Regions from separate parts of the Mus musculus genome. Here regions 1 and 2 are each linked to region 3. Evidence: chromatin loops called from intact Hi-C (ENCODE). Cell type or tissue: left cerebral cortex. All regions are shown on one strand.

Region 1 (2,500 bases), 120 kb before region 3:
AATCTATTCCTGAAGTAGTTTAACTTTTATAAGCATTTATTACTTTTGTGGGTTTTTTTAAAGATACAAATACAGTGATATAGAACACTACCCCCCCCAAAAAAGTCACTTCACCTCTTAATTTGAGTTCAAACCTCTCCACTGTGTGTATGTGTGTGTGTTTTCCGTCCTGGATAGTCAGTCCATGGCTAATATTTTAAGTTACATTCCTACCTGTTCTGATTTGTGGGGTACAAGATTTTGCTCCCATGATCACTTGGTACAAAGAAAAAAAACTGTATAATTTGATTTCTAAAAGCACTAAGAAAAATACACAGCCCTCACTCTCAGGCCGGAGGAGCTGGTGAGCACGGCGGTCTTCAGCATGTGTCTGTCCCACCCAACTAGCCCCTTCCCCCTCTGCAGAGCCCAAGGCAGAAACTGCTCTCCCTGAAATAATAAATCATCATCGTGACAGATGGAGAAAATTAAACAGGAAGGACATGGGGACAAATATCAGCCAGAGGGCGAACTCATGAGGCCAAATGAAGAAAACAAGAGGATTCTGGCAAGAAACATGAGTGAGGTTGTCCAGGGCACTCTGCAGAGAGCTCTGCCCTCCTGACAATGCCACACTCTCACCTTGGCACACTGTTAAAAACCCTGTCCCCTCTCAGAAATCAGCACCCTAACACCCTACTTATAACCTGCACCTCGGGGCGGATCTCAAGAGTAACAAAATGCACAAGGAAGGGGCCCAGGAGATAGGGGCACTGCACGGTCTAAATATGGTGGGAGAGTAGCGGCAACGCCTGGCACAAGCTGGAGCCTGGGAGGGTGGGCGTGTCTCATGAAGCCGCTGATGCTAACCAGATATTTACACCCATGGGGGAACTCCAGAGCCAGGAGCTATTCCGGCCTGCATCCTCCCTCTCAGCGTCTCCACTCACTGACTACCTAGACAGAGTTCAAGTACTCCAAGTCTTGTATTTCCCAGAGGATTCGCCACATGGCTCCTCCTGAGCCCCACTAGGTTATTCTTGAGACAGAAAAGCCTGGTTGCTTGTGACTTAACCCAGACACCAGGAATGCACAGCGGAGGCCATTCCAGGCAGAGGGGTCAGGTGACTTGATAAGAACACTTTCCTGGAATCCCGTCATTTGATAGCCAATCCACATACCAGCCACCAGGTGGCAGCATGCATTTAGCAGGTCCTTTTGCTCTAAGAAAAGGGCCTTATTTTTCTTTGCAAAATCCAGTCCAACTGAGGGGGTGTAGTTGTTGACTGAGGCCCTGCCGGGTACCTCCCACAGGGGATTTTGCAGACAGCCAGGAATTCAGGAGGTCTGAATGTGCTGTGGCTTCCCTTCCCACCCAGTGCTAGGATGGGAATCAAGCAGTGAATGAGAGCCACCATGGAAGAAAGGTATCTATCTCTCAAACCAGTCCCCAGTATACTTATAGGGTTGGACCTAAGGGCCTGGCTGAAAAGTCTATGAAGCTATAACATAGGAGCCAGTGGGAACTGCGCCTGCTGACAGCCACTTCGTAGCAGGGTAAGGGAGGCTGACCGGTAAGGGTAGGAGCTGTCACTGTTGAGTGCAGGCTCTGTCAGCCCAGTTATACCGAGCTGTTAAAGGGCTTATGCTGGCAAGAGAAATGATGAGTGACCACCTCAGCTTAGGAATACCCACGGGAGGCAGTTCTGTATGCACTGGGGGTTCGGATAACTGAGACTGCAGACCTACTGTTTAAAGCAGTACTTGGCCTTGCTGGCTACCCCAGTTTCCCCTGTGGCGTTGTGGGACCTCACATCCACTGACCACTCACCTGGGGCTAATCCGTTTGGCCACCACAATGATGTCACTGACACTTGCTGACGTCTTCATCTTGGCCCCAGAACCCATTGTCATGGCAACGAGTTTTTCTGTCAGAGTGTGACAAATCTAATATAACAAGGAGACAAGATGTGATGTGGGTGACCTGGCTCCCCAACCCCACACCAAGGGCTCTGGCACCCTGAAAAAGATGAACACGGCCCCAACCTGGGCACCGCTGGTAAACTGGCTCCTACCCTAGTGATGAGAGGAAATGGGGTGGAAAGAGGCAAAAGCCAATAGCCTGGGTGGAAGCTGTAGGGGGAAGGGCTCTGAGATCAAGGACAGACCTTCAGCTCAAAGAGGACTAAGCTGGAATAATCCATCTAAGAAAAATCACGCGCTCCAATTTTACCACCTTGACTTGGGGGAGAAACTTTCTATTACTTCATGGTTTAGACTTCTAAATGGCTAATATCTCCAGTGGGGTGCTCACAGAAATGTGGCTGGACAAAGGGCAACTGTTTTTCTTTAGGCACATTCTCCAATAAAGACAACTATGCTGACAGTTTTTGAGGGTTGTGGGTTATTTGTACGTTTTTCCAGGTGATGATAAAAAGGGCCCTGGAAAAAGCAGGGCAAAGGCAAAATGGCAACACGTGGGCTTCTTCCTCTTCCTCCCGCACCACTGGCCAGCTCCAAG
Region 2 (2,500 bases), 84 kb before region 3:
TTGTTGCTGGGATTTGAACTCAGGACCTTGGGAAGAGTAGTCAGTGCTCTTACCCGCTGAGCCATCTCACCAGCCCCTGAAAGAAAAGTTTAAAAAAAAAATATTTATTCACCTTTATTTTATGTGACTGTGTGAGTCCCTGCATGTATATATGTTCCTGCCTGGTACCCTCAGAGGTATGAAGAGGGTGTCTCATCTCCTTGAACTGGAGTTACAGGCAAAGCTATTGTTGTGGATGCTGGGAAATTAACTCTGGTCCTCTGTAAGAACAGCAAGTGCTTTTAGCCACTGAGCCATCTCTCCAGCAACACCCCTCCCCCCAACAAAAACCATTTTAAGAACACCCAGTGTGTCTTGAAATTGGAGATCATAACTCATTACAATCTATGGAACTAATTTCATGGATTTCTTATTTATAATACAAACTACTACTATAAGCTTCTTGGAATGTGTAGAGAGTGGAGGTGGGGGATATAAAAAAAAAGTTTAGGACATGGTCCTCTATGCTAGAAGCTGCAATCATCCCGAGGAGATGATTCATACATTTTTTAAAAAATTACTAGTATAAGGTACTAGTCTGATGACATGCTCACATGAGTGGAAAAAAATGGACCACTGGAAATGAAGAGTAAGCCATGTGGCTGAATGCTGGGGTTCGTAAATCAGATGACCTCCACGAAGTCGCAGCTCCTCCACTTCCTAGCAGTGTGACAAGTTACTTAAGTTTGCTAAAGCACTTAGAACAGCTCTAAACATTTCGGTGACCTGGAAGTATTCTCTACCATTGCCATAACTATTCAGCCACCATTTCAAGGATGGATGGCACATGAGCACAGAAGAATGTGAGGGAATCATAATGGATAATTCGCGCCAAAGCCGCTCAAGTTATAAGTTTGTAAATTTGTAAGTTTGTTGGCATCTACTAGGCAGGGGTTGAAGAAGGCAACAAGGCCTATTCTACCCAGAGTCAGGTCCACACGGCTCCCCGCCACGCTAGATGCCCGTGCCTGTCTTTAGGGGGCGCTGCCGCTTAGCCGCCGCGGCTGGCCCAGAGCGCGTCCCCGCCCCACGCGTGCGCGCCGCCCAGGTGAGGAGGCGGCTGGGCCGGGGTTGGGCGGGCTCATCGGCGGGGCGGAGCCCGAGCGGCCGGGGCGGGGCGGGGCGGGGCCCAGCGGGACCCAGGCTAGAGGCGGGACCAGCCGCCGCCGTCTCCGTCTCGCCACCACGGCCCCCACACAACCCGCAGCCACCGCGGGAGGAGCGGAAGCCGCCGGCCTCGCCCGTTCAGAGCCGCGCCGGCTGGAGCTCTGAGGAGTGGCGGCCGTCTCTCTCGCTCTCTCTCTCTCTCCGGCCCGACCCCGCCCAAAGGTGCCGAGCACCCCCGCCCCAACCCGAGCGCTCCCACCTGAGCCGGCGCCATGGCGGAGCAGGAGAGCCTTGAGTTCGGCAAGGCGGACTTCGTGCTGATGGACACCGTCTCCATGCCCGAGTTCATGGCCAACCTTAGGCTCAGGTGAGCGCGTCTCGACAGCCATGCCGGGGTTTCCCGAGAGGGGGCGCTGCTGAGGATTCGGGGTGACCGGGGCGAGCAGCTCCCGCGAGTGAGTGCGGCGGGGTGACAGGGGGTCCGCGGCGCTGGGTGGTCACGCCTCCCAGAGAGAGGACTCTTCCTTGGTGCGGCCTTGGGACTCCAGGGTGTGATGAGGTCTAGGACTGCACTTTAGGGGTCTGGGGTCGTCCCTGTGTGGTGTCTTGATTAGGGGCATGCTGGGCTTGAGGTCGCTTAGGGGTGCACCAGCCCGCCCTGAGCCAGGTAAATGATGTGGGCGGGACCGGGTGACTTAATGGAACAAAAGTAAGGGAAAAGAAAAACTTAGGAGCGGCGTGATGGCCCTGGCAGCCCCAGGAAAACTGGAAGGTTGTTTTAAAAGAGCCTGGCATCTATCTCCTGCTTTCACGCTCGATTTTCTTTTCTCGTTTCTTTCCTTCCTCTTCTTCTTCTTCTTTTTTTTTTCTCTTTTCTTTCTTTCTGGCGTGGTTCCATCCTACCATTCAGGATGCTATGGAGTGAACCCTAAGCTGTCTGTTCCGGGACACGGGCTATTTTTTAGTTACTCATTCGACGTAATTAGACCCGTTTCCAGACATCGAAGAGACTGCTGTACTTGCCAGTGCCAAGATAAACTGTCTGAATTTGACAAGGCGTCCATGGTTTCAGTTTTTTCAAGGAGTTATGTATGGATGGAGCCTTTGTGTTACTGACATCTTTGAGAATTTAGTTACAACACAATGCCCCAAAATGGGCTTCCAAGAGGAACTTATTTTAGAAAGTCTTCTATACGTAATTATTTCATTTTCAAACAGTAATATGTAATCTGAGTATTAAAGTGTTTTGACTTTAAAAAAAAACTGAAACGGAGTTTCAGCTTGAAGCGTGTGCTTACTTGTTTATTTGTTTGTTTGTGTTTTCCCGGAAGCTTTGCTCTGTCTGTTACTTGTA
Region 3 (2,500 bases):
AACACAGGGCATGGCTTCCTGCTCTGCTCAGCTCAGCCACCTTCCTCCTCTGCACACACTCACACTCCTGTGCACACGCCTTGTCTGTAGGCTGTGTACGTGGTCTGCTGAGACTGGTCTGAAGGAGCTGTTGCATCTTGACTGACTGCTACCGATGGTCCTAGATACAAGTGATGTGATGAGTTGGACTAGAATACTTTTAACCACGTGTCTCAGAGCCCATGGGTATTGTACATTTGTCTTCCAACAGCATTGTCTTTAATATCTTCTCCATTGCTACATGTTAATTTAAAATGTTTTAGAACTTTTGTTTCATTTAGAAGCCAATGAAAATATCTAGTTATTTCAATAAATATTTTCTGAAGTTCTAGAGACTATGACAGTTAAGCTATCTTTGGTTGATTGCTTTTGGCTTTTGAGTTACAGTTTCATGTAACCCAGGCTGTCCTCAAACTCACTATGACCCGGAACTCCTGATCCTCCTGTCTCCAATTCCCAAGACCTAGGATTGCAAGAGGGTGCCATGTCTAGCTAATTTTAATTTAATTTAAAGGTACACACATATATAAATATGTATTTGAAAAACTGGTTCTTAGACTTTGGAAGAACAAGGGGGAATCTCCCCAGTGTAGGGTGAGAAGGCAACCAGAGTGAAGGGAAACAGTGACAAGACCATGGAGACAAAGGCCGAGAGAGGTGAGGGGACAGAGAGGTGCTCATGCCCGGAGGTGGCATTGCTTGTTAGGAGTCAAGTAAAGGGGCAGGACCTTGTGTGGCTGAAACAGTTTGTCCATGATTTTAGGATTCCTCACTTGAAGGAGTTTTTGCAGCAATATTTGCTACTGTAACACATGGTTTTATGGCCTTTCCCCTTATTCTCTGTTGTTAACAATTTATCTTCAGTATTATCTTATTCTTTTCCCATTTTGATATCTAGGGTTACACCCTTTCTAGTACACATAGACAGTTTATTATAACAGGTTTGCACACATAGATCATAGAAAATGCTTTCATTGTTCCTTTGGAACAGGGTGTCTCTTATTCACTTTCTCGTGTAATTACTGCAGATCCTCCCCAAAGGAAGCCCTGAAAGGACCGACTGCATTACTTTTCTGTTCCCCTGTACCTCTGAAATTGCACATGATATTACAGTGGATAGTGGCACCATCTAGTGGTAGTTTTGAGACCTAACCAAGTTCAAAGTCATTTGATAACCAGTTTAGAATTTCAAACATAACTTTCTATCCGTTTTGCAAATTGCTGAAGCATTTATTTAATGTCATATCTTGTTGAGCCCTGAAATGCCTTCAAGTCAACAGATAACACCGCTATTATGATTCATAAATAACGTGGTTTCTAAACAAATGGCTTATACATTGTATACCTTCTTGAAACAAGGTCTCACCATGTAGTCTAGGCTGCTCTTGATCTCCTGCCTCTGCCTCCCAAGAGCAAAGATTGTTGACATAAGCTACCACACCGTGATCACCCTGCTATTGTGCGTGTGTTTTGATTATATTTTGAAAAAAAATGATGCTTAGGAATGTAGTTAAACAAAATATTTACTTGAACTAATACCAGAATTTCAGAAATGATCCCATTCGTGGCTGTAAGAACTATCCAGCAAGAGAGTGCCTTATGATGCTTCTACGTCAGAGTAAGGAGCTCATGAGATGACTTTCCCACTAAGACCCTGGTGCTTGTTTTTCTTTTTCCTTTTTCCTACTTGGGGTGTTTTGACAACCCCTGCCCTTGCTTGGTCCGTTGATGATAGCTGCTGAGCCTGTGTTTGCAGATCCAATCAGAGAGACTGGAGTAGTCAATCTTACTTCTTATTTCTTTGTGGATTTTAAAAAATATGTATGTTCTTGAGGGGAGAGTTTGCGCAGCTGGGGAGCTAAAGGAGGGTATTGGAGCCCATGAACTGAGAATTATAGTCACTTGTGAGTCACGTGGCATGGGTGCTGAAAACTGAACTCTGGTCCTTTGTAGGAGCTGTACACAATCCTAACCACTGAGCCATCTCTCCAGCTTCACAGTTATGGGTCCCTAAATGTAAGCTGTATAGATAGAGATCTTGTTGGTAACTTGCAGTTGATTGATAGCTGTGACAACGAATGACATATTGACGTTTAGTCCATTCTTGTGGCTATCGGGGCTATTGGGGAGGGGTAGTGTTAATAAAAAATAAAAACATTTGGTAAAGAATCAACATCTTCCTGCAATCCCAGAACTCTTCAGATAGAGGCAGGAATATCACAGATTGAAGACCAACCTTGGCTTCATACTTCAAGGCCAACCTGGGCTGCCAGAAACCCTGTCTCAAAACAAGCAAATAACCATCGCTTTCATGGATAACATAATAGAGCAATAAAATTAATTGCCATTTTTGAAAAGGGGGAAAACCATTTATTCAGTGCCAGAGGAACCGAGGGATATAATTATTACCATTGTACAGCTGGAGAGGCTGAAACACAAGGAGGTCAAGTCACTTTTACAA

The links. A loop is a pair of places that touch in the nucleus more often than their neighbours do. Peaks named below come from ENCODE experiments on the same cell type or tissue, not always from the same donor. Only the 100,000 strongest peaks of a DNase experiment are listed, where the experiment ranks them.
Region 1: it touches region 3 in a loop (8-fold over the local background); 29 of 42 quality-filtered maps call a loop at or near these places.
Region 2: a loop joins it to region 3, with 5 times the contacts of the local background. A loop is called at or near these places in 19 of 42 quality-filtered maps.

What each region holds. Positions count from the first base shown.
Region 1 is chr11:80,816,929-80,819,428 of GRCm38, reverse strand. It overlaps Tmem98 (transmembrane protein 98), which reads right to left. Exons shown (of 7, transcript NM_029537.2): 5 at 1,811-1,926. All of the region lies in intron 2 of Gm31228 (a long non-coding RNA gene), which reads left to right. Among named protein-coding and RNA genes, the nearest start is that of Gm31228, 3.0 kb to the left of the region's middle. In left cerebral cortex, a CTCF peak has its summit at 1,157 (motif pointing right); a DNase peak (open chromatin) is centred at 1,208; H3K27ac peaks cover 236 bases.
Region 2 is chr11:80,778,711-80,781,210 of GRCm38, reverse strand. It overlaps Myo1d (myosin ID), which reads left to right and starts at 1,186. Exons shown (of 22, transcript NM_177390.3): 1 at 1,186-1,513. The coding sequence starts at 1,419. In left cerebral cortex, CTCF peaks have their summits at 983 and 1,549; DNase peaks (open chromatin) are centred at 1,078 and 1,532; H3K4me3 peaks cover 1,529 bases; H3K27ac peaks cover 563 bases.
Region 3 is chr11:80,695,198-80,697,697 of GRCm38, reverse strand. The region is part of intron 1 of Myo1d (myosin ID); the gene reads left to right. Among named protein-coding and RNA genes, the nearest start is that of Gm31042, 28 kb to the left of the region's middle. In left cerebral cortex, a CTCF peak has its summit at 1,176 (motif pointing left); a DNase peak (open chromatin) is centred at 1,159.